Linked DNA regions of Homo sapiens: region 1 is linked to region 2. A link is an interaction called in ENCODE POLR2A ChIA-PET data of the cell type or tissue named here. Cell type or tissue: OCI-LY7. All regions are shown on one strand. Links, peaks and the distances in the headings refer to the core of each region. The heading gives the core; the rest is flanking DNA. Region 1 overlaps LOC107984505 (a long non-coding RNA gene). Region 2 holds the start of LOC124902930 (a long non-coding RNA gene).

Region 1 (15,649 bases), core at 5,525-10,524, 360 kb after region 2:
TGTCCATATAGCCTGGATACAAGGCCTTTATCAGATACATGCTTTGAAAGTGTTTTCTCCCAGTCTGTAGCTTATTTCTTAATTTTTCTTTTCTTTCTTTTTTTTTTTTTTTCAGATGGAGTTTCACTCTTGTCGCCCAGGCTGGTGCAATGGCACGATCTCGGCTCACTGCAACCTCCACCTCCCAGGTTCAAGTGATTCTCCTGCCTCAGCCTCCCTAGGGATTACAGGCATGGGATTACAGGCATGTGCCACCACGCCTGGTTAATTTTGTATTTTTAGTAGAGATGGGGTTTCTCCATGTTGGTCAGGCTGGTCTCGAACTCCCGATCTCAGGTGATCTGCCTGCCTCAGCCTCCCAAAGTGCTGGGATTACAGGCGTGAGCCACCATGCCCGGCAACAGTGTGTTTCAAAAAGCAGTTTAGGCTGGGCGTGGAGGCTCACGCCTGTAATCCCAGCACTTTGGGAGGCCAAGGCAGGTGGATCACCTGAGGTCATGAGTTCCAGACCAGCCTGGCCAACATGGTGAAACCCCATCTCTACTAAAAATACAAAAAATTAGCCAGGCTTAGTGGTCTGCGTCTGTAATCCCAGCTACCCGGGAGGCTGAGGCAGGAGAATCGCTTGAACCCGGGAATTGCAGGTTGCGGTGAGCCGAGCTTGTGCCACTGCACTCCATCCTGGGCAACAGAGTAAAACTCCATCTAAAAAAAAAAAAAAAAGCAGAAGTTTAAAATTTTCAAGTACAAATTACCAAATTTTTTTTTATGGCTTGTGCTTTTTGCATCCTGTTTTATTTTATTTTTAAGACATGGTCTCATTCTGTTGCCCAGGCTGGAGTGCAGTGGTATGATCATGGCTCACTGCAGCCTCAACTACCCAGACTCAAGCAATCCTCCTACCTCAGCCCGCCAAGTAACTGGGACTACTGGTGCACACCATGACGCCCAGGTAATTTTTGTATTTTTCTATAGAGCCTCCCAAAGTGCTGGGATTACAGCATCCTACCTAGGAAGTCTTTTTCTTGTCCAGGTGTGGTGGCTCATGCCTATAAGCCCAGCACTTTGGAAGGCTGAGGTGGGCAGATCACTTGAGGCCAGGTATTTGAGACCAGCCTGGCCAACATGGTGAAACCTCATCTCTACTAAAAATACAAAAAAAATAGCTGGGTGTGGTGGCACGTGCCTGTAATCCCAGCTACTCGGGAGGCTGAGGCAAGAGAATCGCTGGGACCTGGGAGGCGGAAGTTGCGGTGAGCCGGGATCGCTCCAGTGCACTCCAGCCTGGGTGATGGAGGGAGACCGTCTCAAAAGAAAAGAACAGAAATATTTGTCTAACCCAAGGCCCCAGAGATTTTCTCCTATGTTTTATAGATTTAGAAGTTTTATAGTTTTAGCTCTAACCTATAGTTAAGGGTCAGAGTTTTTCCATGTGAATATCCAGTTGTTCCAGCACTATTATTGAAAAGTCTATCTTTTCCCCCATTGAATTACATTGGCTGCTTTGTTGAAAGTTAAATAAATATATTTGTGTGGGTCCATTTTTGGAAATTCTGTTCTATTCCATTTTACTATATGTCTATGATAATCTTTTTAATAAAGAAAACTATTTTACTTTGGTGAAAAGAACTCTGAAGTTATTTTTAGGTATTATGAAAAAAGGCTGAATCTTTTTTTTTTTTTTTTTTTTTGAGATGGGGTCTCATTTTGTCACCCAGGCTGGAGTGCAGTGGCACAATCTTGGCTCACTGCAGCCTCTGCCTCCTGGGTTCAAGGAATTTTCCTGTCTCAGCCTCCTGCGTAGCTGGTATTACAGGCATGTGCCACCATGCCTGGCTCATTTTTTATTTTTAGCAAAGGTGAGGTTTCACCATGTTGGCCAGGCTGGTCTTGAACTCCTGACCTCAGGTGATCTGCCCGCCTCAGCCTCCCAAAGTACTAGGGTGACAAGCTAGAGACACTGCGCCCGGCCAGGCTGAATGTTATACGTGTGAACAATTGGCATTCTTCCCAAACATCTCTTACTCTAACCGGAAATATATGTGTATATTAAAGGTATTTTCTGTAACTAATTTCTAGGATAGTAAGTTATCATTGTATTGAATGTGCATTTTTATGCGTAAGAAGTAATTAGGCATTCTTTGCCTGAGCTTCATTTTTCTCCAAATATAAAAAAGGGAGTAAAATAAACTCATCATGTGGAAATCTTTAAAATAACCAAAACCAGGTTCTATTAAAGAATAATGAAAAAATATATAGAACATTTCAAAGGGTAAACCAGAATAAATTCTGTTCTTTGGGAACAACAGTTAGCCACATAAATACCACAAATCAAGGAAGGGGATTTCCTGACTTCCGCTTCCAAGCAATTCCAATAAATGAAGGAGGAAGTTATTTTCCTTTTTAAAAAACTTACTGTTGGCAGGATTAGTGTACTTCCTTTCACTCTTTTAGGATGTTAAACGCACATACACGAATATTCCTGTACTTCATAAACCTTTGGGATTTTGTCAGGTTCTGAGTATGCAGATTTTTTATTTATTTTTTTTTTGAGATGGAGTCTTGCTCTGTCATCCAGGCTGGAGTGCAGTGGCACGATCTCGGCTCACTGCAACCTCCGCCTCCCAGGTTCAGGTGATCCTCCTGCCTCAGCCTCCTGGGTAGCTGGGATTACAGGCATGCACTACCATGCCTGGCTAATTTTTGTATTTTTGGTAGAGACATGGTTTCACCATGTTGGCCAGGTTAGTCTGGAACTCCAACCTCAAGTGATCCTCTGGCTTCAGCCTCCCAAAGTGCTGGGATTACAGGTGGGAGCCATGGTGCCCAGGTCAGAAGGTTAAATTGTTTCAGTAAAAAGTCATTCTGTTGTGGAAATGTTACAAATGCATTGCTAAAAGGGAGAGAAACATCCAGGCGTAAACACTTATTGTCAGGGATCCCTTATCCTGGTGGAATAAGCATAAACTTTGGAGTCAGAATTAATTTGCATTCTCTTTTACTTATTATGAGTCAGGGGACAAGTTTCTTAGCTTCTCTAAGCCTCAGCTTCTTCCTTTGCAATAATAACACTTGGCTGACAGTGTTATCATGAGGATTAAATTAAATGACATCTAGTATTCTGCTTGGCCTAGAGTACACACTCAGTAAAACTGATCCCTTTCTCACTTCTCCCAGGCTTAGAAGTTTTCTGGAGGTAAATTGCATAGCCCACAGCTGAAGTTGATCTCTTGGTTCTTCCTCATTCTTTTTTAGTAACAGAATGATAGAAGTTTGAAAAGTACTGGAGGACAGGAGAACACCTGAGCTCAGGGATCAGACTCTAGGATAAGAAACTAGTTCAGCAGGAAGTGTGCACTGTCAGCCTCTTAAGGATCATATGCTCAAGGTGTCCAATCCCATCGCACATGTTTAATACCTCAAATGTCACTTGATGGTAGAAGACTCTCTAGGGAACTCTGAGAACAGTACCCAGCTGTAGTGGAAGGCTCACCTGAGAGCACCTTTTAGTCTTTCTCTATCCTTCTTTGTCCTCATGTAATTTAATTATGTCCTTTCTTGCTGCAGCTTTTAAATTCAAAGACCTTTGTTATTAGTGTCTGTCACCTTAAATTACCAGATTTGGGCTCTCTTCACTTCCTCCCACCCTTATCCTGTGAAACAGACAGTGGTACTGCCTAATTTGTTTCTGGTTGTTCCTCCCATCTCCCCAACACACCTGACATTTAACAATTAATTTTATTCCAAAAAGCAGAAAAAACATTTTCCAAATGCCCTAGCTATTTATTGAGAAGCTCTCCACATCCATATTAGCAAATAACAGATTTTCAGTTATGTGTGCAAATATCTCAATGTACTTTAGGGATCATACAGAATAATGGTCAATTTTTATATTCAGAATATTGGCCAAAACATAAAATAGTCTCAATTGGACTGGTCATACTAATTTATAGTTATATCTGTATCAGTATTCCCATATTATTGAAGAACAAAATGAAGATTAGACTTTTATATACTGTTTATGTACTATATGCTATATACTGTTTATGCCCTGAGAATATAAAAAGTACAATATTTGGACCTTATACCTAAGTTTCAAGGAAGGCAAGCTAGTGTTAGAACTTAAAGTTCCTAATTCTGTTTTTCATTTTGTTTTGTTTTGAGATGGAGTCTCACTCTGTTGCCCAGGCTGGAGTGCAAATGGCACAATCTTGGCTCACTGCAACCTCCGCCTCCCGGGTTCAAGCGATTCTCCCACCTCAGCCTCTTGAGTAGCTGGGATTACAGGCACCCACCTCGGCTAACTTTTTTTGTATTTTTGTAGAGATGGGGTTTCACCATGTTGGTCAGGCTGATCTCGAACTCCTGAACTCAGGTGATCCCCCCCACCCCCACCCCCACCCCTCCCCGCCTCGGCTTCCCAAAGTGCTGGGATTACAGGCATGAGCCACCGCACCCAGTCCCTAATTCTGTTTTTTTGCATGGACAAATATTTTGTCCTATAGTGCATTGGATCTATCTCAAGCATAAAAATGCACAGAACTGTTTCTCTGATTCTATATAAATAAAATATATTCATTTGTATGTATGTACATCCACCTTACACTATAACACCTAACAATATTTAATTGGCCAAGCCTGGTGGCTCATGCCTGTAATCCCAGCACTTTGGGAGGCTGAGGCAGGTGGATCGCTTGAACCCAGGTATTTGAGACCAGTCTTGACAACACGGCGAAACCCCGTCTGTATAAAAAATACAAAAATTAGCTGGGTGTGGTGATGCACACCTGTAGTCCTAGCTACTCAGGAGGCTGAGGTAGGAGGATAGATTGAGCCGGGCAGGTCCAGGCTGCAGTGAGGCGTGATTGTGCCACTGCACTCCAGCCTGGGCGAGAGAACAAGACCCTATCTCAAAAAATAAAAATAAATAAATAGATAATATTTCCTTGATTGGTTGATTTCCAAAAGCTCTTTCTTTATGGGCTTCTTTTGTTCAGGCATAAATTTGAGCCTGATCAGATGTGTAGTATAAACTTTTTTACACTTTCTGTTACAGTGTCATGCAGGTGCTGCACCACTGAGAGCAGAACACTCAGATTTTTTTTTTTTTTTTTTTTTGAGATGGAGTCTTGCTCTGTCACCCAGGCTGGAGTACAGTGGCGCGATCTCAGCTCACTGCAAGCTCCGTCTCCCGGGTTCACACCATTCTCCTGCCTCAGCCTCCTGAGTAGCTGGGACTACAGGTGCCCGCCACCACGCCCGGCTAATTTTTTATATTTTTCAGTAGAGACGGTGTTTCACCATGTTAGCCAGGATGGTCTCGATCTCCTGACCTCGTGATCCTCCCACCTCGGCCTCCCAAAGTGCTGGGATTACAGGTGTGAGCCACCGCACCTGGCCACACTCAGATGTTAATACTGTTTCTGGAAAGACTTCTTGTTAAGGAAATACTTAAATGTCTTCATTGATCAAGCCATTGTTAAAAGGATATTCTGCTATATGTTACTGAAAGCAACATTAAAAGCAATTTTGTTTGCAGTTAAAGCACCTGACTTTATTTAGGTGTTCGTTCAGGTTTTCAAAGATCTGATTATTTAAGTCTTATATAAAATTTTCTGGAACAGAAAAAGTAGAAATATTCTCCAGCTCTTTCTATAAAGTTGTGATAACTTGAAACCAAACCATCAGTGTGGCGATTCCTCAGGGATCTAGAACTAGAAATACCATTTGACCCAGCAATCCCATTACTGGGTATATACCCAAGGGATTATAAATCATGCTGCTATAAAGACACATGCACACGTATGTTTATTGCGGCACTATTCACAATAGCAAAGACTTGGAACCAACCCAAATGTCCAACAACGATAGACTGGATTAAGAAAATGTGGCACATATACACTATAGAATACTATGCAGCCATAAAAAATGATGAGTTCATGTTCTTTGTAGGGACATGGATGAAGCTGGAAACCATCATTCTCAGCAAACTGTTGCAAGGACAAAAAAACCAAACACCACATGTTCTCACTCATAAGTGGGAATTGAACAATGAGAACACATGGACACAGGAAGGGGAACATCACACACCAGGGCCTGTTGTGGGGTAGGGGGAGGGGGGAGGGATAGCATTTGGAGATATACCTAATGTTAAATGACGAGTTACTGGGTGCAGCACACCAACATGGCACATGTATACATATGTAACTAACCTGCACGTTGTGCACATGTACCCTAGAACTTAAAGTATAATAATAATAAAAAAAAAAAGAAACCAAACCAAACAGGGAGAAAAAGAAAATGAAAGGCCAGTTTCACTCATTATCATAGATACATCAATTCTAAATAAATTGTTATGGTGAGTGTGCTTGGAAATAAAAATAAATAAATAAATAGTAAACTGAATCCAGCAGTATATTAAATAGATAATATGTATGCATGATCTAGGTGGATTTATTCCAGAATATAAGAGTGGTTTCACATTAAAAAACAAAACCAAAAAAGTATCAATGTTAAGTTGCCTATTAACAGATGGGGGTATCATCATCTCTAAAGATGTAGAACAAGCATTTGAATTTATCACCCATTCATGATAAAAGCTTAGCAAACTAAAAAGGAAAATTTCCTAATTTGTTAAGGGGAATCTACAAAAAACTTAAATTGAACATCATTCATAACATTAAACTTTAGAAAATTTTATCTAAAACTAGGAAAATATAGGGATGTCCACTATAATTACTGCTTCTATCAGCATTTTACAGGAAATTCTAGACAGGGCAGTAAGTCAATACAAAGAAATAAAAGATATAAGAACTAAAAAGGAAGAAACATTGACAGAGAATATGCTTGTCTTTGTGGAAAGCTCCAAATTATATAACCGTAAATTATTAGAAATAGTAATTGCACTTAACAAGGAAGCTGGGTTTACGATCAACATACAAGGCCGGGCACAGTGGCTCACGCCTGTAACCCCAGCACTTTGGGAGGCCGAGGCAGGTGGATCACCTGAGGTCAGGAGTTCGAGACCAGTCTGGCCAACATGGTGAAACCTGTCTCTACTAAAAATACAAAAATTAGCTGGGCGTGGTGGCAGGCACCTGCAATCCCAGCCACTCAGGAGGCTGAGGCAGGAGAATTGCTTGAATCTGGGAGGTGGAGGTTGCAGTGAGCCGAAATTGTGCCACTGCACTCCAGCCTGGGCGACAAGAGCAAGACTCCATCTTAAAAAAAAAAAAAAAAAAAAAACAAGGAGGCTGGGTTTAAGATTAACATACAAGGCCGGGCATGGTGGCTCATGCCGGTAATATATATATATTTTAGATGAGACCTTGCTCTATCACCCAGGCTGGAGTGCTATGGCACAATCATGCTCCACTGCAGCCTCAACCTGCTGGGCTCAAGCAGTCCTCCCCCTTCAGACTCTCGTGTGGCTGGGACTCCAGTGATGCGCCACCATACTTCAAAATATTCTATCTTGGTAAAGAAACTGGGAAAAGTAGAGTGAAAATAGCTAAAAGTTTTAGGTATTGTAGTTGTCAAAAACATCGTTAACATTTTCCAGATCCTAACATTAAAAGAACACCACCGAGCTAGGTCCATTGGGTAAGAGGACTACGTGGAACACTGAACCATGTTAAAGAATGTTGGCGGCCAGGCACGGTGGCTCACGCCTGTAATCCCAGCACTTTGGGAGGCCGAGGTGGGCAGATCACCTGAGGTCAGGAGTTTGAAACCAGCCTGGCCAACATGGTGAAACCCCATCTGTACTAAAAATACAGAAATTAGCCAGGCATGTTGGCAGGTGCCTGTAATCCCAGCTACTCAGAAGGCTGAGGCAGGAGAATCGCTTGAACCTGGTAGGTAGAGGCTGTAGTGAGCCAAGATTGAGCCATTGCATTCCAGCCTGGGCAGCAAGAGTGAAATTCCGTCTCAAAAAAAAAAAAAAAAAAAAAAAAGGATGCTTTGGAATGAAAATGTACAATGCCTTCCCAAGGAGTGAGAAAAGGTCAGCAGTCTCATCCCGGCCACATCCTTGTGGCAACTGACCTCATCTGGAAAGCAAACTGTTTATTCCACTCATTTAAATGTGATGGAAGTTCATGACAATTGAGCTCTGGGAGCTGGTTCTAAAAGAGTCATCCACAGATTCTTTACCCTGAAAGGAATCCCAGATGTGTTCAGTTTATCTCCTTTCATTGGGAGATTTTTTTCATTAGATTTATTAGGGAAGTATAGTATTGTGCTTTAGGGTTGCTTAATTTGTTTTTGTTTTCGTAATTAATAGACAATGTCAGGAGCTGCTAAACCTGGGTTTTTGTATAGCAGGTGAATAGAATTAGAACCATGGCCAGGCGCAGTGTCTTACACCTGTAATCCCAGCACGTTGGGAGCCTGAGGCAGATGGACTGCTTGAATCAAGGAGTTCGAGATCAGCCTGGGCACATGGCAAAACCCCAACTCTACAAAAAAATGCAAAAAGTAGGCAGGGGTGGTGGCACATGCCTGTAGTCCCATCTACTTAGGAAGCTGAGGCAGAAGGATCATTTGAGACTAGAATATGGAGCCTGCAGTTAGCTGAGGTCGTGCCGCCATTGCACTCTGGCCTGATGACAGTAAGACCCTGTCTCAAAAAAAAGAAAAATAATTAAAACTATGAACTTTAATTAGTTCATTTACATAGCAGAATTGGGAGCCAAGGCTTTGGTTTCAGCACTCTTGTAATTATAAATTACTACTTGAAATAAAAGCTGACCATATTTTAAAAATATTTATTTCTGTTAGGCAGTTCTCTTTTTTTTTTTTTTTTGAGACAGAGTGGTGTGATCTCGGCTCACTGCAACCTCTGTCTCCCAGATTCAAGCAATTCTCCTGCCTCAGCTTCCTGAGTAGCTGGGATTATAGGCACTTACCACCACACCAAGCTAATTTTTGTGTTTTTAGTAGAGATGGTTTCGCCGTGTTGGCCAGGCTGGTCTTGAACTCTTGACTTCAAGTGATCCACCCACTTTGGCCTCCCAAAGTGTTGGGATTACAGGCATGAGCCACCACGCCAGGCCAGACAGTTCATTCACTGAGTAGCTAAAGTAGATAAAAGAAGAAAAGATATCGTTTCCTTTTTTTTTGAGACGGGGACTTGCTCTGTCACCCAGGTTGGAGTGCAGTGGCGCGATCTCAGCTCACTGCAAGCTCCGCCTCCTGGGTTCACTCCATTCTCCTGCCTCAGCCTCCTGAGTAGCTGGGACTACAAGCACCCACTACCACACCCGGCTAATTTTTTTGTATTTTTTAGTAGAGACGGGGTTTCACCGCGTTAGCCAGGATGGTCTCGATCTCCTGACCTTGTGATCCACCCTCCTCGGCTCCCAAAGTGCTGGGATTACAGGCGCAAGCCACCGCACCTGGCCCCGATGTTGTCTTCTATAAGTAACTTTCATCCTAGTTGGAGATAATCACCACATACTTGCAAGAAAGACTTTATCCTTATCCTCTTGTTCTGTCTTCTGCTTGAGGCTTTGGATAAAGGCAAAGCCCTTTTAAGCCCAAGCAGGACAAAGTCCAAATCTGAAAATTGCACTATCCTCCAAAGGTCTTTACCTTCCAATGAGTCAGATAATTTTGGATCATTCCCATTAATGAGTCATGCTGACCAAATGTAGTTTTTGTGTATTTCTTGCTACAACTTTTAAATATTCCCTTCCTTCCCTTTCTACATTTGTTGAGTGACTACTGTGGAAACAAGACTCAGAAAGTTAACAGGCTCTTGTATAAAAGTATTTTAGTAATTTAACAAACTAGTGTTGCTGGGCGCGGTGGCTCATGCCTGTAATCCCAGCACTTTGGGAGGCCAAGGTGGGCGGATCACCTGAGGTCAGGAGTTCGAGACCAGTCTGGCCAACATGGAGAAACCCCATCTCTACTAAAAATACAAAAAATTAGCTGGGCATGCTGGCAGGTGCCTGTAATCCCAGCTACTCAAGAGGCTGAGGCAGGAGAATCGCTTGAACCTGGGAGGTGGAGGTTGCAGTGAGCCGAGATCATGCCATTGTACTCCAGCCTGGGTGACAAAAGCAAGACTCCGTCTCAAAAAAAAAAAAAAAAGAAAAGAAAAGAAACTAGTGTTATCTGAGCATTGACAGCAAACTATATACTCAAGGATCAATTTTCTGTTTTAATAAAAAATCCAAATTTTTACTTTTAGTATACCATCTGTGATGGTTTTAAAACCACAAATTCCAGGCCGGGTGCGGTGGCTCACGTCTGTAATCCTAGCACTTTGGGAGTCTGACGTGGGTGGATCACGAGGTCAGGAGTTCTAGACCAGCCTGGGCAATATGGTGAAAACCCATATCTACTAAAAAATACAAAAATTAGCCAGGCATGGTGGCTCACACCTGTAATCCCCGCTACTCAGGAGGTTTAGGCAGGAGAATCACTTGAACCCGAGAGGCAGAGGTTACAGTAGTGAGTCAAGATCACACCACTGTATTCCAGCCTGGGCAACAAGAGTGAAACCCCATCTCAAAAAAAAAAAAAAAAACCCACAAATTTTTTGATGCTTCTCCCTATAAAATGTGAAACGCCCCTCCCCTTGAACATGGGTGGGGTTTATGGATTTTCTTTTTTTTCTTTTTCTTTTTTGAGATGGAGCTTCGCTCTTGTTGCCCAGGCTGGAGTGCTATGGCGCCATCTCGGCCCACTGCAACCTCTGCCTCCCGGGTTCGAGCAATTCTTCCGCCTCAGCCTACAGAGTAACTGGGATTACAGGCACCCGCCACCATGCCCAGCTAATTATTTTTGTATTTTTAGTAGAGGCAGGGTTTCACCATGTTGATCAGGCTGGTCTCAAACTCCTGACCTCAGGTGATCCACCCGCCTCAGCCTCCCAAAGTGTTGGGATTACAGGCGTGAGCCACCGTGCCCGGCCTGGACTTTCTTCTGAGTAAAAATGACAGTATGTCACTTTTTTTTTTCTTTTCATGGCTCATTGCAGCCTCAACCTTCCAGGCTCAAGTGATTCTCCCACCTCAGCTTCCTGAGTAGCTGGAACCACAGGCAAATGCCACCATGCCCAGCTAATTTTTTTTTTTCAGGGATACGGTCTCACTATGTTGCCCAGGCTGGTCTTGAGTGCCTGGGCTCAAGGGATTCTCCTGCCTCGACCTTCCAAAGTGCTGGGATTACAGGTGTAAGCCACTGCGCCTGGCCTGACAGTGTGTCACTTCTAAGACTAGGTCATATAAAGGCATTGTGGCTTCATCCTTCCTCTCTTGGACCATTTATTGTGGATGAAACCAGTCATCATGTCATAAGGATACTCAAGAAACTTTATGAAGAGGTCCCTGTGGCCTCTAGCTAAGAACTATGTGAGTGAGCTAATTTGAAGGCAGATCCTCCAACCTCTTCCCCTACCCTCTACCAAGCTTTTGGACGACTGCAACCCCAGCCAACATCTTGACTCCAATGTCATGAAAGACCCTGAGCCAGAACCTGCCAGCTAAACTGCTGCTAAATCCTGACCCACAGAAATTATGAGATGTATGTATGTTGTTTTAAGCTACTAAATTTTGGAGGTAATTTGCTATGCAGTAATAGATAACTGATACACCATCACGTACAATTTTATAATAAATAATTCACAAACTTTTTACCCATCTTATGAATAAGCTCACCAGAATGGCACAGTGGCTTACGCCTGTAATCCTAGCACTTTGGGAGGCCAAGACAGGTGGATCACCTGAGGTTGGGAGTTCGAGACTAGCCTGACCAACATGGAGAAATCCCATCTCTACGAAAAATACAAAACTAGCCGGGCGTGGTGGCACATGCCTGTAATCCTAGCTACTCGGGAGGCTGAGGCAGGAGAATTGCTTGAATTGGGAAGGTGGAGGTTGAGGTGAGCCGAGATCACGCCATTGCACTCCAGCCTGGGCAACAAGAGTGAAACCCCATCTCTAAATAAATAAATAAGCAAGCTCATCAACATCATTGTTTAGTTCTCCTAAATTCTTGTTTGTTATTGCTTGTTCTTCTTTTTTTATTTTTATTTATTTATTTTTTTTTTTTTTTGAGACGGAGTTTCACTCTTGTTGCCCAGGCTGGAGTGCAATGGCGTGATCTTGGCTCACCAAAATCTCTGCCTCCCAAGTTCATGTGATTCTCCTGCCTCAGCCTCCCGAGTAGCTGGGATTACAGGCATGCGCCACCATGCCTGGCTAATTTTTTTTTTTTTTTTTTTTAGTAGGGACGGGGTTTCTTCATGTTGGTCAGGCTGGTCTCAAACTCCTGACCTCAGGTGATCTGGCTGCCTTGGCCTCCCAAAGTGCTGGGATTACAGGTGTGAGCCACCTTGCCCGGCGATTTTTTTGTTTTTTTGTTTTTGTTTTTTTTTGAAACAGGGTCTCACTCTGTCACCCAGGCTGGAGTCAGTGTCATGATCTTGGCTCACTGCAACCTCCGCCTCCTGGGTTCAAGTGATCCTCCCACCTCAGCCTCCCGAGTAGCTGGCTCTACAAGTGTGCACCATCATGCCTGGCTAATTTCTGTATTTTTTGTGGAGATGTTGGCCAGGCTGGTCTCAAACTCCTGACCTCAAGCAATCTGCCCACCTTGGCCTCCCAAGGTGCTGAGATTATAGGCATGAGCCACCCCACCTGGCCTGTAATTATTACCTTTATATCAGTATTCATATAACACCTCGGTCCCCTTTTTCTTTAGCCATTGACTATTAGTTTCCTATTTGGAGCAACAATGAAAGAACTTGAAACCTCCTCCTTCTCTCCTCTGTGCCCTTCACCATCCAATTTTAGTTAATAGTATTATCTTTCTTAGTATTTATTTATTTTATTGTATAGTATTTATTGTATTGTATTGTATTGTATTGTATTTATATTTTTTTGAGATGGAGTCGTGCTGTGTTGCCCAGGCTGGAGTGCAGTGGCGCGATCTTGGCTCACTGCAAGCTCCTTCTCCCGGGTTCATGCCATTGTCCTGCCTCAGCCTCCCGAGTAGCTGGGACTACAGGCGCCGGTCACCATGCCCAGCTAATTTTTTGTATTTTTTTTTAGTAGAGACAGGGTTTCACCATGTTAGCCAGGATGGTCTCGATCTCCTGACCTTGTGATCTGCCCATCTCGGCCTCCCAAAGTGCTGGGAATACAGGCGTGAGCCACCATGCCTGGCCTATTTTATTTTATTTTTTTTTGAGTCGGAGTCTTGCTCTGTCACCCAGGCTGGAGTGCAGCGGTGCGATCTCGGCTCACTGCAACCTCTGCCCCCTGGGTTCAAGTGATTCTCCGCCTCAGCCTCCTGAGTAGCTGGGATTATAGGCTCGCACCACCATGCCTGGCTAATTTTTGTAATTTCATTTTTATTTATTTATTTATTTTTGAGATGGAGTCTCACTCTGTTGCCAGGCTGGAGTGCAGTGGCGCGATCTCGGCTCATTCCAACCTCCACCTCTCAGGTTCAAGTGATTCTCCTGCATCAGCCTCCTGAGTAGCTGGGACTACAGGCGTGCGCCACCAAGCCCAGATAATTTTTTCATATTTTTAGTAGAGTCGAGGTTTCACCATGTTGGCCAGGATGGTCTTGATCTCTTGACCTCGTGATCCACCCGCCTCGGCTTCCCAAAGTGTTGGGATTAAAGGTGTGAGCCACTGTACCTGGTCCTTAGTATTTATTCTTATCCTCTTTAATATATTTTGGTTTATAATGCTCAGTTTGGCTGGGTGTGGTGGCTCATCATGTCTGTAGTCCCAGCTACCTGCTACTCAGGAGGCTGAGGTGAGAGCGTCACTTGAGCCTGGGAGGTCAAGGCTGCAGTGAGCCATGATCATACCACTGCACTCCAGCTTAGGTGACAGAGCGAGACTCTGTCTCTAAACAAATAAATAAGTAAAATACATAATATCCAGTTTCTTGGCCTTAAATGACATCATTTATCCCTACTTTTTACTTATGAGATAATCAATGAGCCAATTCTACTTTTTTTTTTTTTTTTTTGAAATGGAGTTTCCCTCTGTTGCACAGACTGGAGTGTAGTGGTGCGATCTCATCTCTCTGCAACCTCCGCCTCCCAGGTTCGAGCGATTCTTCTGCCTCAGCCTCCTGAGTAGCTGGGATTACAGTCACGCACCACCATGCCTAGCTAATTTTTTTTTTTTTTTGAGGCGGAGTCTCACTCTGTCACCCAGGCTGGAGTGCAGTGGCGCGATCTCGGCTCACTGGAAGCTCCGCCTCCCGGGTTCCGGCCATTCTCCTGCCTCAGTCTCCCGAGTAGCTGGGACTACAGGCGCCCGCCACCATGCCTGGCTAACTTTTTTTGTATTTTTTGGTAGAGACAGGGTTTCATCGTGTTAGCCAGGATGGTCTCCATCTCCTGACCTCGTGATCCACCCGCCTTGGCCTCCCAAAGTGCTGGGATTACAGGTGTGAGCCACCACTCCCGGCCAAATTTTTGTATTTTTAATAGAGACGGGGTTTCACCATGTTGGCCGGGCTGGTCTCAAACTCCTGACCTCAAGTGATCTGCCCACCTTGGCCTCCCACAGTGCTGGGATTTCAGGCAGGAGCCACTGTGCCTAGCCCCAGTTCTACTTCTTTATACTCCTTTTTTTGTTTTGTTTTGTTTTTTGAGACAAAGTTTTCGCTCTTGTCCCCCAGGCTGGAGTGCAGTGGCATGATCTTGGCTCACTGCAACCTCTGCCTCTCAGGTTCAAGCAATTCTCTTGCCTCAGCCTCCCGAGTAGCTGGGATTACAGGCGTCTGCCACCACGCCCAGCTAATTTTTTGTGTTTTTAGTAGAGAAGGGATTTCATCATGTTGGCCAGGCTGGTCTTGAATTCCTGACCTCAGGTGATCCACCCGCCTCAGCCTCCCAAAGTGCTGGGATTACAGGTGTGAGCCACCGCACCCAGCCTATACTCCTTCTCTCTCTCTCTCTCTCTTTTTTTGTTTAATTACTAAATTGTCAGAGCATATAAAATTTATATACAATTGCAGGGGAAGAAAGATTTATTTTCTCACCTGTTACTGGGTACATGGCTGAGATCCCTATAACAAAAGCCAAATTAACAAGAGAAAAGCATGGAAATTTATCTCACAAGTCTTTACATGACACAGGAGCCTTCAGAAATGAAGACCCAAAGAAACAGGGAAAATTGTATGTTTTATGCTCAGTTTGATGGAATGTGAACAGTCAAGGGGAAATATGATTGGAGGAGAAAGGGGTATGAACTAATGGGAAAAAATTCGGAGAAACTCAGCAAGGTCTGTTTGTTCAGATTCTCTCCTATGTCCCTCTGTCTTCAGAGATAAGGATGTTCCCTTCCTCTGGGCATAGGGAGGGTACCTCTCACATGAGGGTTTTGTGACCTGCTTCTGGGGAGAAGGGTGAGAGAAAAGTGAGAGTGATCATGTTTCTGCTGTTTTCTCAAATGCCAAGAGGTAGAGTGTTCTGAACCGCATCACTATTCATATCTCCACTTGTGTTTTAGTCTTGGATATTCAGCTAAATATATTCAACACTCGCCATCAGTCTCTTTGCTGAAGTTTTCTCAGTCCTTTCTTAGTTGGGTGCAGTTTGTTTGCATGAAGGACTAATGAGTATAATAGTCCCTGATGTTTAGCACACTGAAGACTTTTTTTCTAT
Region 2 (15,649 bases), core at 10,272-15,271:
ACCTCCTAGGACTGTTCGGAGGATGCAGTAGGTAATCTACCTAAAGCACCTAACACATGACACATAGAAAGTATTTAAGACATGGTAACTATTACTTACTAGGCAGGCAACTTCACTTTTGGACAGACAGATTTATTATAAAACACCTCCTACCTTGGCAAGGGCAAGGGCAAGGGCAAGGACCGTGTCTTGCCTAGATTCTTTTTTTTTTTTTTTTTTTTTTTTTTTTTTTGAAATGGGGTCCTGCTCTATCACCCAGGCTGGAGTGCAGTGGCACAATCTTGACTCCCTGCAACCTCTGCCCCCCGAGCTCAAGTGATCCTCCAGCCTCAGCCTCTTGAGTAGCTGGGATAACAGACCCACACCACCATGCCTGGCAAATTTTTTTATTTTTATTTATTTATTTATTTATTGGTAGAGACAGGGCTTTCACCATGTTGCCCAGGATGGTCTTGAACTCCTGAGCTCAAGTGATCCAGCCGCCTCAGCCTCCCAAAGTGCTGCGATTACAGGTGTGAGCCACAGCACCCAGCTAATTTCTCTTCTTTTTTAAAATATTTGTTTCCAAATTTACCATGATAACCATGAATTACTTTTTTATTGAATGTCTTAGTCCATTTTGTGTTGCTATAAAGGAATACCTGAGGCTGGGTAATTTATAAAGAAAAGAGGTTAATTTGGCTCATGGTTCTACAGGCTGTACAAGAATCATGGCACCAGCATCTACTTCTGGTGAGGGCCTCAGCCCACTTCCATTCATGGGGGAAGGCAAACAGGAGCTGGTGTGTCTGGAGATCACACGGGGAGAGACCAACTGAGAGGAGAGAGAGCCAGGCCCTTTTTAACAACCAGCTCTCGCAGGAACTAACAGACCAAGAACTCCCCGGTTACCGCACCAAGCCATTCATGAGGGATCTGCCACCGTGACTCAAACATCTCCCATTAGGCCTCACCTCCAACACTGGAGATCAAATTTCTTTAAAAAGAATTTTTTTTTTTCTTTTTAGTATCTTTTCTTCAGACCAGAGGGGATCAAATTTCAGCATGAGATTTGGAAGGGTCAAATATCCAAAGCATTGCACTGAGACAAAATTCATATAATGTAAAATTTACTCCTTTTGTTTTTTTGTTTTTTTGTTTTTTTGTTTTTGAGACTGAGTCTCACTCTTGTCACCCAGGCTGGAGTGCAGTGGCACGATCTTGGCTCACTGCAAGCTCCGCCTCCTGGGTTCAAGTGATTCTCCTGCCTCAGCCTCCCGAGTAGCTGGGATTTACAGGCATGTGTCACCACACCCGGCTAATTTTTGTATTTTTGGTAGGGACGAGGTTTCACCATGTTGGCCAGGCTGGTCTCGAACTCCTGACCTCAGGTGATCCGCCCACCTCGGTCTCCCAAAGTGTTGGGATTACAGGCGTGAGCCACTGCGCCCAACCACAAATGTACCCTTTTAAAGTGTAATTCAGTGGTCTTTAGTATATTCACAAAATTGTGCAACCATCACCACTACCTAATTCCAGAACATTTTCATCACCTCCAAAACAAACCCCACACCCATTAGCAATTATTTCCTGTTATTCCTCTCCCTGGCCCCTGCAACCACAACTCTACTTACTATCTCCGTGTATTTGCCTACTCAGGATATTTCATATAAATGGAATCATGAAATATGTGACCTTTTGTGATTGGCTTATTTCACTTAGCATAATGTCTTCAAGGCTCATCTATGTTATAACATGTGTCAGAATTTCCTTCCTTCTTAAAGCTAAATAATATTCCATTGTATGGACATACCACACTGTGTTTATCCATTCCTCTGTTGGTGGACACTTGAGTTGTTTCTCCCTTTTGGCCACTGTGAATAATGCTGCTATGAAAACTGGCATACAGTGATCTGCTTGAGCGTCTGTTTTCAGTTCTTTGGGGTACCCTAGTAGTGGAAGTGCAATACAGCAATTCTATATTTAGCTTTTTGAGAAAATACCACATTGTTTTCCACAGCAGCTGCACAATTTTACATCCCCGCCAGCAATGTATGAGGGTTGTGATGTCTTCACATCCCTGTCAATATTTGTTAGTGTCTGTTTTTATTATAGCCATGATAGTGGGTGTGAAGTAGTATCCTATCGTGGTTCTTATTTGCATTTTCCTAGTGACTAATGATGTTGAGCATCTTTTTATATGCTTATTATTATTAGCCATTTGTATCTATATTTTGGAAAAATAACTATTCACATCCTTTGCCCCTTTTTAAATTGAGTTGCGTTTTTATTGTTGTGTTGTAAGAGTTCCTTAGATATTTTGGAAACTAGATCTTTATCAGATATATGATTGGCTAATATCGCCTCCCATTCTATCAGTTGTTTTTTCATTTTCTCGATGGTGTCCTCTGAAGCACAAAAGTTTTAAATTTTGACGAAGTCCAATTTATCTTTTTTAACTTGTACTTTGGATGTCTGAATTGCCTAATTTGCCTAATTAAAGGTCGAAGAGACTTACCTCTATGTTTTCTGAGAATTTTATTATTTTTATTTATTTAATTTTTGTAGAGATGGCATCTCACTATGTTGCCCAGGTTGGTCCTGAACTCCTGGCCTCAAGTGATCCTCCTGCCTCAGTCTCCCAAAGTGTAGGGATTACAGGCATGAGCCACCAAGGTTGGCTGTGTTTTAGGAGAGTTTTAAGTTTTACCTCTTACACTTAGGTCTTTGGTCATTTTTAGTTAATTTTTGTTTAGGGGTCCAGATTCACTCTTTTGCATGTAGATATGCAGTTTCCCAGGATCATTTATTGAAAAGACTACTATTTCTCTTTTTTCCCATTACCCTGGCACCTTTGTTGAAAATCAATTGCCCCTAAATATATGGGTTTATTTCTAGACTATCAATTCTATTCCATTGATCTATGATATCTATCCTTATGCCAGTTACACACAGTCTTGATACAGAGTATGAATGTAGCTTTGTAGTAAGTTTTAAAATCAGGAGCCGGTGTGGTGGTGCACACCTCTAATCTCAGCTACTTAGAAGGCTGAGGTGGGAGGATCTCTTGAGCCCAGGAGTTTGAGACCAGCCTGAGCAACATAGCAAGACCCTGTCTCAAAAAAAAAAAATTAAATTAAAAATAAAAATAAATTCACGTATTTGAAAGTGGCAGAACCAGGTGTGACCCCAGGACCCTGCTATAAACAAAAGTTTTAAAATCAAAAAGTGTGATTCCTACAACTTCATTCTCCTTTTTCAAGATTGCTTTGGCCATTCTAAAGCACGAATTACTTGCATAGAAGGGAAAAAATATGTTGCTATTAACAAAATCCTGCATATTCATGTCATTCCAAACCAAATGCTATGTCCTCTAGGGAACTTTCCCCAGGCTCACCATTCGGAATATGCCTTCCTCTGGACATTTCGTTAGTATGCCTCTTATAGTGTCTTGTATTCAAATGAGGCTGCTGGGATCTCCAATCTTATTGGAAGGTAAGCTTGTTGAGGGCAGGGGTCTTGTTCACTTGAAAGTATTCCCCAGGCCAGGCACGGTGGCTCACGCCTATAACCTCAGCACTTTGGGAGGCCGAAGTGGGCGGATCACCTGAGGTCAGGGGCTCGAGACCAGCCTGGCCAACATGGCGAAACCCCATCTCTACTAAAAATACAAAATTAGCCAGGCATGGTGGTGCATACCTGTACTCCCAGCTACTCAGGAGGCTGAGGCAAGAGAATCACCTGAACCCAGGAGGCGAAGGTTGCAGTGAGCCAAGATCGCACCATTGCACTCCACCCTGGGGGACAGCCTGAGCGACAAGAGCGAAACTCCATCTCAAAAAAAAAAAAAAAGAAAAAGAAAAAAGAAAGAAAGAAAGTATTTCCCATGGCCCCTGGCATGGAGCCTAGGACTATGGTGGGGCTGAGGATTTGGTAAATGAATGAATGAGTGGATAACTAATGAATGCTATTGCGTCATTCACACCATTTCTATTCTGGTCAGAATCTAGGCAAACATCCTTAACAAAGAAGCACTTGGGAAATGCATTCATTAAATTAATGGTTACACCTTTATTGACAAGCATAGTCATGTGTTGTTTCACTGGAGGTTTCTTTGGTTTATTATAGTCATTATAATGCTCGTCAATAAGAGAAAAATGTGCCCAAATCACTTGAGGAATTATGTGTGAATTGCACACTCAGGCATTCCACAGCTAAGGCTCAGCCTCAATCAATACGGTAACCCAATGACAGGTTTTATCAAACATTGGATCCTGCTTAAGCTAGAAGATTTTTAGCCTTTGAATTAGCACTCTGAACAGGACTCTTAATTAATCTGCTAATGATTTTCTTTGTTTAGAGGGATAGTCCTAATTGATTCTAATATATGCTCCCAGAGATATATGCACTTATATATTCCCTTAAACAATCCTGACAAGAGAGCTAGAGTGTCATAGCCCCTGTCCTCAGGGAGGGCACAGTCCAGAATTGGAGGCAGCACACCCCACTATTTTGATTGGTGGGGTGAGTGCTAGGTCATATGGTGGGTCCAGAGAAGGAGTAAAGGATTCGTTCTGCCTGGGAGGCAAGGAGGTGTCAGGCCTCAGGCCACATCACACATTTGAACTGAGCTTGAAGCACGCCTAGGATTTGACCAGGTAGAGACAAGGGCTGGAGGGTTTCAGGCAGTTGGATAAAGTGTTCCAGGCAGAAGGAACAGCTAGAACGAAGGCATGTTCACAAGCACATACTTGTACCAATACACATACTCATACACTCAGCTGCATTCTTCACCCAAGAATTGGGCCAGTCCAAAACTGTCTGAAAGATGTTATTGTGTCCACCTGAGTCAGCTCACAGCTCCAAGGCCCACCAGGCCGTGGGTTGCAGCTGTCCTTTCCCCAGGAGGGCATTTAATATCTGCTGTCTCCTGCCTGCCTTACCACCAGTGCAGGCCCTCTCCCTGTCACCCGGTTGGACATTCCCCTCAGGGTCCTCACTCACTGCAACTGTGGCTCAAATCCCAGGAGGCTCTGTGTGACTGGGCCAGAGATTACTGGTCCTGGTGAAGCTTGGGTATTGCAAGAGGCAGAATTTTCCACCTCCCTGTGCTGGGGCCTTCGGCTGACCGGCCAAGCTGCAGCGGTGGGGAGGGAGGGCATCCACAGCACTGTGGATGGCTGATGGTGGTGTAATTTTGTCCAGTAGTCAATACATTGCTTAGAAACAGGCCCAAGGTGCTGTCTTCCATCATTCAAGATGAGTATTTATTGATCATTTAAATTTAACTTTTTTAAAATTTTAATTGAAGTATACAAACAGTTTAAAATGCACATGTCATTAGTGTGCAACCTGATGCATTTCCACCCACTGAACACACCTGTGTAACCAGAACCTGGTTCAGAAACAGAGCATGGCCAACATCTAGACTCTCCTTCCCCCGCCAGGTGCCACTTTCTCTAAGGGTGACCACTGTCCTGGCTTGTAACAGCATAGATCAATTTCTTCTGGTTTTGTACTTTACACAAATGGAATCATATAGTATGGACTCTTTTGGCACTTACTCTTGACAAACAGGTTGGTCAAAGACTCTGGAGAGAGAAGGCAAGGGGGTATTGAAAGACTGCCCTCATGAGGAATAGGAACCTATAAATGTAAAATGGAGTAAATCACATGTATGAGGGTCTCTGTGGTCCCCGGGAGAGTGGGGAAGGCAGGTGGCCTGGTAGAAAGTGCTCTGGTCCAGGAGTCAGGGACTTGTGCTCACATTTGATACGTCTCCATGGTTTGCTGTGCAACCTTGGGAAAAACTTCTTTCCCTCTCTGGACCTCAGGTACATCCCCTGCAGGGTTGGGGTGGATCATTTCCTACCTTTTCACCAGAAGAGACACTGTCTTTTATCTATCCCCACCTCCACTGCTGCCGTGGATGTCATGCTTTGAAAAATGTTTCTAGGCCAGGCGCAGTGGCTCACGCCTGTAATCCCAGCACTTTGGGAGGCCAAGATGAGCAGATCGTGAGCTCAGAAGTTCGAGACCAGCCTGGCCAACATGGAGAAACCCTGTCTCTACTAAAAATACAAAACTTAGCTAGGCATGGTGGCGCATGCCTGTAATCCCAGCTACTCAGGAGACTGAGGCAGGAGAACCATTTTAACCTGGGAGGCAGAGGTTGCAGTGAGCCGAGATTTCTCAAAAAAAAAAAAAAAAAAAGAAAGAAAGAAAAATGTTTCTGAGCAGAGTGTGAAGATTAATTTGTTTCCCCATTTCTTATTAACTGGAAGAAAGGCTCATAGAGCAGACTCAGATCTGCAACAGATAGCAAGCAGTGCCACCCTGGGTGGACAGAATTCCAGTCAAAAGCAGAGGCTCTTTCTGGCTGAGTTACTTGACTGCAGCCTCCTATCAGGGAAGTATTCAGAGCCTAGTGTACCCAGTGAGATATAGCAAATAGTTTGAGAACACTTAAACTATTGTGCAGCCCTGGGCCCTGGGCCTAGGAACCACTGAAAAGATAGAAAATCACTAACTTTCCTTCCAGCTCTGATAAGTCAAAGGTCTAGGGTCATCCACCTCTCCTCTCCAATTGACTGCAGAGTTGTGGGGTGTGAAACCCCTCTCCTGAGCTGGACCCCCAACCCCATCCTATGCCCTTCACCCCAGCAGGCCCTCTGCCCAGCCCATTGCTGGAGTCCTAGGGGACCCAGGGCTACCTCATGTTGCTCCGGGGGACTACTGGGAAACTGCTGATGGAACTTGAGTCAGTAGAACACTTGACCACTGCTCCCTACAGCTCCATGAAGCTCCCACCAGTCCAGGGAGAGAATCTCTACAGGAATGTGACCTGGCCCCCTGGGGCTCCTCCTCCTGCAGTCCTGGCTGCCCAGAGCTCAGGCTCCAGGGCCTCACTCCCCTCTGTGCACCCCTGAGAGTTCTCTGCTTTCTAGCCCTATTTCCATTTCTGTCCATGATCCTAGGATAGGGTGAAGTCTGCTTGGGGACATTAAACCCTCTGATGGGGAGCCAGAACCACACCCAGAATAAGTCAGAATCTGACTAGAGCTGAGAACAGGGAGGGAGAAAGCTTAGTGGGGAAGGACTTGGTGAAGGAGAGCGTCTCGGCCAGGCGCGGTGGCTCACACTTGTAATCCCAGCATTATGGGAAGCCGAGGCAGGCAGATCACCTAAGGTCAGGAGTTCGAGACCCACTTGGCCAACATGGCGAAACCCCATCTCTACTAAAAATACAAAAATTAGCCGGGCATGGTGGTGCGTGCCTGTAATCCCAGCTACTCATGAGGCTGAGGCAGGAGAATCACTTGAACCCAGGAGGTGGAGGTTGCGGTGAGCTGAGATCACACCACTGCACTCCAGCCTGGGTGACAGAGTGAGACTCTGTCTCAAAAAAAAAAAAAAAAAGATTGCTTCTTGGAGAAGGGAACTCATGGATGGATGCAGATGAAGAGGCCAGAGCTCTAGGGAATGAGGGTGTCCCAGGCAGGGATGTTGCAGCTGGGACAGTCTCCATGCAGTATTCTGGGCAGTATGAGGGTGTGCAGGGGACCCAAGAGGTCACCTCTGGAGGAATGAAGTAGCCAGAAGTTCCCTAGGGTAATGAGGTGGGCAGGGGTGGCATGCGATGAGTCTGTTGAGAATTTGGAACTTGGTATCAAGACACTCAGGAGCCTTGGTTGGATATTTAGACATGCCTGGGGCAGATAACTGAATGGCCAAGGATGGACAGCCCATCGGTCCAGCATCTGATCCATTTTCACTGTCTTCAAGGCAGGTGGCAGGTCTTTGCACAGTGAGATGTGAAGTGGATTGAGGGGTGAGGCCAGTGGTGTCACCTTGGGATGAAGAAATGCTTGCCCACTAGTCCATCAGGATAGGCTTCTTGAAAGAGTAGCAATTTCGGGAACAATGTGACAGGTGAGACAGAGGGTTTGGTTATAGGAAACGGTTATTGAGCATGTGCTGTGGGCTGGTGCAGCTCTAGAAAATAAGGGTGAAGAGTGGTGACCCCTGCCCTGATCATGCCATTGCACTCCAGCCTGGGCAATAAGAGCGAAACTCCATCTCAAAAAAAAAAAAAAAAAAAAAACCCATAAAATGTTTTTCAGGTTCATTAGTGTTGTAGCAAGCATCAGTATTTCTTTCCTTTTTATGAATGAATAATATTTCACTGTGTGGCTATAGCATAATTTGTTTATAGATTGATGGACATTTAAATTGTTTCTACTTTTTGGCTATTGTGAATAATGTTGCTAAGAACATGTGTGTACAAGTTACTGTCTGAACACCTGATTCCAATTCTAGGAGTGGAATTGTGGGATCACATGTTAACTCTGTGTTTAACTTTTTAAGCAACAGCCTGTACTTCTAATTGCATTACTTAAATTCAAGCAGTGGTGGTGAGACAGGGGTAAAGATGACATCTGAGAGTACATACTGTTATTTTTCAATATTTACAATTTCTTTTCATCTCTTTTTCTGAAAGTTGTTTAAAGTGGAGGAGAATAAGCTGAGACGGGCCATCATCTAGTAAACTGCCCCATAGGCCGAATAAACTCCTTTGTACTGTAAGCCCCAGCAGGCCAGGGATCTTTGTCAGTTTCAATTCCTGACATATTTCAAGTTTAGAACAGTGAATGGCATATGGTTGGTGCTCAGCACATGGCTGGTGCTCAATAAATATTTGTTGCATGAATAAATAAATACAATGAACTGCCTCAAGTGTGCTAAAATCTCAAGAAAACAGACGTCCATCAAGTAGAACCAGAGGAGAATGGGCCGACTTTGTAGCCAGAAGTGCATGGTTAGATATGGTAAAGGACTTCCCAGAGCTATGGGGCCCTCAGCCCTTGGGGAAGCCTCAACTTCTTCTTTTAACACCAGCCATGTGCAGGTAATTTTACATATGTTTATACGGAAGCTCTGAGAGGCTGTGGATTCCACAGCCAGGCAGCCTAGACGGTGGAACCTGAATCCACCCCAGGCTGCTGGTCATGCAGGCCTTGCTCCCACTGTGGGGACAGTGGTCCCTCCATCCCAAGGCCAACGCTCAGCCCTAAGAAGGCCTGGGGTGAGGTCAGCCCAAGGGTACCCAAGGGGCCCTCAGAAGAGCCGTGGAAAATACATGGTGCGGCCAGAGGAGGAAGGAAGGATGGCAGCAGAGCATGCAAATTGGAAGCTGATATCGAATTGCAGCAAAATGAGCAGAGGATTAGATGCCCCACCTGGACCCACCCCAGAGAATACCAAGGCTTGGGCCGGCCCTTGTGAGAAGCTGGCAGGCCCAGTCCCAGGTGGAAGCCTGGCCCCTGGCCCGATGAGCAGGGGCGATGAGGCAGGGTGGCTGATCCCAGGCAGGAAGACACCACTGATTTGGGTGAGGCCCTCCTTCCTGAGCCCTCCACCCTCAGCCTGGGCATCCCACACTCATAGAGCTCCTCCTGGTTCTGGGGAAGGAGCAGGATTAGAGCCAAGCTGAGACCCTATCCCAAGTTCCTGCCTTCAGAGAGTGCAGGGGAGACGGGGATAGGAACACATCCAAATGCCCAGGATTCTGAGGGGGTTGGGGGAAGGGGAAGCTGCCTTGACTGAGTAAGTCAGAGAAGGCTTCCTGGAGGAGAGCGAAGGGTGTGGGGCTGGGTTGAGATACAGGAAGATCTGGGTTTGAATTATAGTTTGGCTGCTTCCTAGCTGTTTGATCTTGGACAAAACTTTCATTCATTCTATATTTTTTGGAGTGTCTACTCCATGCCAATCATGTGTGAAATGTTGGGATAACAAAGGCGAATTCAATCTGGCTCTCGTCCTCGGAGCTTAAGCAAATCATCTGGGGTAGCGTGACCCATGCTACGATGGAGGTGGAATACGGGGCTGCAGGGCGGGGCCACAGGACATAGTGGGCAGCTTAACCTCCTTGAGCCTCCCTATCCCTAATTCACGTGATGGGGTTTGTAACCACTTCTCACATCGTTGAGAGAAAAGGGTGAGCCTGACTCAGAGGTGTGGCAAAGGAAGGGCAGGGCAGGCTTTAAGGACAGGGACAGGGCTGTCAGAGGCTGAGGCTAGGGAGGGGCAGGAAGGGGTGTGAGGCAGGGCGGAAGAGAGCAGGGCCCTGGGCAGGTGCTGAGCCAGGTCCTGCAGGTCACCCAGTCGCTTGAGTCCACGAATGCTGGAGGCAGGCACTGGAGAGCCAGGGTGGTTCAGCCGCAGCTCCTCTGAGCAGGGAGTCAAACAGGTTTGGGTGACCCTTGTGAGCAAGGTCCCGGGGCATCACTAATTTCCACCCCCTTCTCTGGTAATGACTCTGGTGCGGCCTGGCCCTGGCAGTCACAGCTCCTCTCTCTCCCTATAGGGCTGAAACAGACACCAGCTCTCCAGGACCAGCTGGTAAGAGCTTCTCCACTGCCCCCGAGCCCTGACAGGAGGACTCCCACAGTGTGCATGGAAGCCCAGGGAGCTCGGGGGCTACAGAGGCACCATTGGCTCTGGAGCCTGCAGCCCAGACAGCCCCCTCCAGATGTAATGGGGGAAGGAGCCAGGGACTGGGAGGAATTCAGAGGTCAGAGGAGGAGCAGTATCAGGAGATACTGCCCTCCTGCAACTCCTCCTCCCAGCTGCTCTCCCCTCCTGCTAGTGCCCACAATGGCTCCCAGCTGCCTCCTATAAGGAAGCTTTATTAGCCTGCAGCCTGTACTCCTCCACGCAGCAGAGCTGACAGGACCCCATTAGTCAGCTTATTCAACCCTTCCCCTGGTGCACAAACCCTTGCCAAGCTTTTCTGGCATTTTGCTCAGCCTGCTTGGACCCTCCAAGCAGGTAGGAACTCACTGTTTCACAAAGCAGTGTTATTAGAAAGGTTTCCCTGACCCTAGCCCCCCACATCTAATCTTTCTCAAATGTGGGCAGACTTGTTCCTGGCCCCTTCTCATTCCACCAGTGCACACATGCACATGCTCCCTCTCTCCATCCAAGCTCCAGGAATCAACCTCTACCCTGAACCAGGTCCCTGAGGACCACCACGTGGCTGCAACACAGCAGGTGTGGGGCAGGGCACAAGTGGGCTTAAGGGGGGTATAAGGGCTGGCAGTTTGCTCATTGATTCACTCAACAAACATGTACTGAGCACCTCTAAAGGGCCAGGGCCTGTGCTAGGCACTGCGGTGCCATGGTGAGCAAATCCAGAAATGGACCCTGCCCTCTAGGAGTTCACAGTCCAGAGGAGAAGCCCGATGCTGAACAGAGAATCACATCCGTGAGCAACACAAAAGGCAAGGCAAACCCTGGGCAGATGCCCCCGGGACTGTGTGTTATGGGCCTACAGGAAGCCTCTCCCAATGAAAAAGCAATTTTTCAGCCAGAACCTCCACCAGTGTCTTTCAAACTGTGAGTGGCAACCCATTTGTGGGTCATAAAATCAATTTAGTAGTTGTGACCTGAATTACTTGTTAGTGAAATAGAGAGGAATTTACAACATCACACTTAGGAAATACTGTTTTGTGAAATGTTAGTTTCAGTTATCTATCTATCTATCTGTCTGTCTGAGAGATCATGTTTATTAGTTAAGATATTAAATGTATTTCTTACTGCAGGTCTCAATCAAAAACCTCTGAAAGCCACTGGCCTAGAGTTAGAGGAAGAGTTAGCCATGAGAAATGGTGGTGACACAGGTTCCAAAAGAAGAAACAATAGGTATCAGGCTCAGAGATGAAAGGGCTAGAAGGAGGACACACCAAGTTCAAGGTCTGGCCTTTCTCGAGGGCAGTGGGGAGCCATGGGAGGTTAGCAAGATCCCATCTTCTTCATCCCTGGGCCTCACCCCATGGGCAGGAGGGAAATGGCAGGAAGTTGTCTTTGTGTCTCCCCAGGAGCCTGGACCTGTGGCCTTCCCTGCCTCCACCTGGGCCTCAACCGTCACGACCACCTGGCCTTTGAGGTAGGGTTTGGAGAAGGAAGTCAGCCTATTATCAGGAGAAGGCTTGAATTTCTATATTCATAGCTTGTTTCTGTCACTTACTAGCCTTGTGATCATGGGCAACTTGTCTAATCTCTGTCCCTCAGTTTCCTCCTTTGTAAAATAGGTCTCATAGAACTCATCCCCAAAAGTCCTTGTGAAGATTTAGTTTGTAAGCCAGATGTCTGCAGACCTCCAGTAAAAGAATATGTTTTTGGTATTAGTATGTATGTCCCAAATATTGCTTGGAATATGCTTATACAAACAAAAATCATTTGTTTTTTATCTGAAATTCAAATTTACCTGGATGTCCTGTATTTTATCTGGAAACCCTACACAGAAATCAAATGGCTCACGCTGTGTCTCAGAGCTGCAACGATCCAACGCCCTCCATCCTTCAGAGGCTGTCTGAGTCCGGGGACACAACTCCCACCCTCCTCTCCTGCCAGCCGCGGCCCGTGGCTGCTCTCTTCACTTCGTCCCGCTTCGCCCCGACTGTGGATCTACCCGCTCCCTTCTCCCTCAGTCCCCAAAGCACCAGACTCACAGGCCTGCTGTGTGACCCACTTTTACCGACCTTTCGGGGAGAGTAGAGGGCATTTGTGACTCAGCTCAGAGCAGGAAACACATCTCACGTCAACTGTCAGACAGCGCTGCTCCGAATCCCATCACAGTGCTCCAGCAGGGGGCGTCCTCACCGGCCGCGGCCACAGCCACGGCTCAACCCGGCCTAGCTCCCAGACACCCTCCTTCCACCGCCTGTTTTCCACCGTCCCCGCCTGCTCTTTCAAGCCAGCAGCAAACAACACCCTAATCCGTGTCTTTATTATTCAAAGACCTTAAGCACTCTTTCCCACCTCGTTCCCATCTTGATTATTTCAGGGAATGAATTAGGGATTCACCTTTACAATCAAAAAAGTTCTCTCAAAGCCAGGCTACTGGAGTTCTAATTCTGCCTTCCCACTTTTACTAGCTGTGAAATCTCAGGAAAGTTACTTAACCTCTCTCTGTCTCATTTTCCTCATCTTTAAAAAACAGGATGATAATATTTAGCTCCTAAGATGGTTGTGAGGATTTAAGTGAGCTGATATATCCAAGAATGTCTAGAACAGCGCGTGGCAGAATGGGCATTGCATATGGGTTTAATCTTGTAACTGCCATGTTTCACCAATTCTAAGGTGTATCTCGTTTCTCATCATAAGAGCTCTTCCGCTCGTGTGGCAGCTGGGAGTGGCCGTCATTGCCTGCGCATACCTAAACTTGGTCAGGTGAGTTCCGTGCCTTCAGCTTAATTGCTGTTTAAAATGTCTTCAAAAAGGTTACACTGTGGTTTAGCATTTAAACCCAGTTACTGTGTATGCAGAAAGGCGGGCAAACAGAAGAGTGTAGCAAGAATTTTATATTAGTGAAGCAGTTATCATTGAAGAATGACCACAGTTTCATATTTTCTTGCAAAACAGCAGCCAAGTGTTTTGTGAGACCTAAGAAAGGAAGAGCCCCATAAGTAAATGGAACTGTTGTGTTGTTTTATTACCGAGAAAAGGGCAGAATGATTGCTAGTCACACGTGAAGCAAGAAAACCCCGGCAATAAAGCTTGCAGAATGAGTGGCTGAGGCTTGAAAATAAATGGTGGAAACAATAGTGGACAATCTTTTAAAGAATGGCACATTGCCAATGCTCCTGATGGCACAGAAGGTGACACCATGCAGAAAATCAAGGCTCTGAGTCAAAGAGGGTTTCAGAAAAATTGGACTCTGAATGTGAAGAAATCTGGGGACTATTTTAGCCAATTTGTTTTGCCTATAATTTCCTTTTATGCATGCAAAAGAGCAATTCTGACTTTAAAGACTGATATCTAAATAAATCTAAAATATCTTTTTTGTGTGTGTGTCTGTGATACAGTGTCTCGCCCTTTCACCCAGGCTGGAGTGCAGTAGTGCAATCTCAGCTCACTGCAACTTCTGCCTCCCAGTCTCAAGCAATCCTCCCACATCAGCCGGACTACAGGTGCACACCACCATGCCTAGCTAATTTTTTGTGAGTATTTTTTGTAAAGATAGGGTTTCACCATGTTGCCAGACTGGTCTCAAACTCCTGGGCTCAAGTGATCCGCCCACCTTGGCCTCTCAAAGTGCTGGGATTACAGGCATGAGCCACCAAGCCCAGCCTATAAAATACGCATAACATAAAATTTACCATCTTAACTTTTTTTTTTTTTTTGAGACGGATTTTCGCTCTTGTTGCCCAGGCTGGAGTGCAGTGGCATGATCTCAGCTCACTGCAACCTCCACCTCCTGGGTTCAAGTGATTCTCCTGCCTCAGCCTCCGAGTAGCTGGGATTACAGGCATGTGCCACCACACCCAGCTAATTTTGTATTTTTAGTAGAGATGGTGTTTCTCCATGTTGGTCAGGCTGGTCTCAAACTTCCGACCTCAGGTGATCCACCCACCTCGGCCTCCCAAAGTGCTGGGATTACAGGCGTGAGCCACCACGCCTGGCCCTCATCTTAACCATTTTTAAGTGCACAGTTCAGTGGCATTAAGCACATTCACATTGCTGTGAATTCATCAGCAATTTTTGTCATGTTCTAATTAATAGTGCATGATAGATGCATAGACTTCCTAAGAAACAGTGTAGTGGCCATTGTAGAAAAAATGCAGCCATCCCTGCAGGTGAGCAGAGCTGCCAGCCAGAAGCACAGCCAAGCCCCGCCAGCTTTGATGAGAACACCTTCTTCCTCCCTGGCATGAAGGGAAAGTCAAATGCAAACACAGGCATGAGCCGTGTCATCGTTGGCCCCTTCCCCTCCTCCCAGACTAGGGGCCAGATCAGAATGTGAGTCCTGACTACTATTGTAAGCTGTGCGGCAGGTCATACTCTCTCTGGAATTCATGTTCTCATCATGGAAACTGAAATCCACAGGCAAGATGATCTCTAAGATCCCATTAGCTTCTAAATGTATGATTGTGTAACTGAACAACCACACAAGACACACACCACAAACATATGCAAATTCGGGTTGGGTCTTTGTGGGCTCCAAGGAGAAGCTGTCACACCTATCCTGGTGTATTGGGAAGCAAGAGATTTTTACCCGACTGGGTTAGGAGTGGTTCTTCCCAGAATCAAGGGTCAGTAGGCCACTCTGTCAAGATCGTGAATACCTTGACCAAAGGAGAGACCAGAAAGGGTGTGTGGCCCATCCGAGAGCACACAGCAACTAAATGGTTGGGTGTGGATTTAGAAGCCACTGTCACAGCTTCAGTTCACATGAGGCCCAAGGAGAAGGTTTTCCAGGAACCCCTGAGACTCAGTCCTGAACTTGGCCAGTTGGGGTGGACAGTATATCCGAAGGTCAGGAGAAGTGATACATGAAACCACAAAAGAAAGGAGTAGGCCAGGCACGGTGGCTCACGCCTGTAATCCCAGCACTTTGGGAGGTCGAGGCAGGTGGATCACAAGGTCAGGAGTTTGAGACCAGCCTGGCCAATATGGTGAAATCCCATGTCTACTAAAAAAAAATACAAAAAGTAGTCGGGCATGGTGGCATGTGCCTGTAATCCCAGCTACTCAGGAAGCTGAGGCGACAGAATTGCTTGAACCTGGGAGGTGGAAGTTGCAGTGAGCTGAGCCACTGCACTCCAGCAGTGGGGAAGGCATGTTCCCTGGGTGGGGGCAGAGGCACACCCCAGCCAGACCCCTCTGA

The links. ChIA-PET counts read pairs that join two places held together with the same protein. Peaks named below come from ENCODE experiments on the same cell type or tissue, not always from the same donor. Only the 100,000 strongest peaks of a DNase experiment are listed, where the experiment ranks them.
Region 1: POLR2A ChIA-PET joins it to region 2 with 12 read pairs; 2 of 35 experiments call an interaction of 5 or more read pairs at or near these places.

Annotation. Positions count from the first base shown.
Region 1 is chr12:50,294,842-50,310,490 of GRCh38, forward strand. LOC107984505 (a long non-coding RNA gene) reads left to right here. Exons shown (of 2, transcript XR_001749144.2): 2 at 835-1,626. Among named protein-coding and RNA genes, the nearest start is that of LIMA1, 19 kb to the left of the region's middle. In OCI-LY7, for the core only: no CTCF peak of the experiment used is centred there; no DNase peak of the experiment used is centred there.
Region 2 is chr12:49,933,104-49,948,752 of GRCh38, forward strand. LOC124902930 (a long non-coding RNA gene) reads right to left here and starts at 12,604. Exons shown (of 2, transcript XR_007063302.1): 1 at 12,522-12,604. LOC105369763 (a long non-coding RNA gene) reads left to right here and starts at 10,142. Exons shown (of 5, transcript XR_944948.3): 1 at 10,142-10,228; 2 at 10,346-11,376; 3 at 11,859-11,926; 4 at 12,285-13,212; 5 at 13,405-13,820. RefSeq lists enhancers at 8,729-9,714, 11,896-12,772, 12,503-12,797, 12,773-13,648 and a silencer at 12,436-12,676. In OCI-LY7, for the core only: CTCF peaks have their summits at 12,612 (motif pointing right) and 12,812; a DNase peak (open chromatin) is centred at 12,618; H3K4me3 peaks cover 297 bases.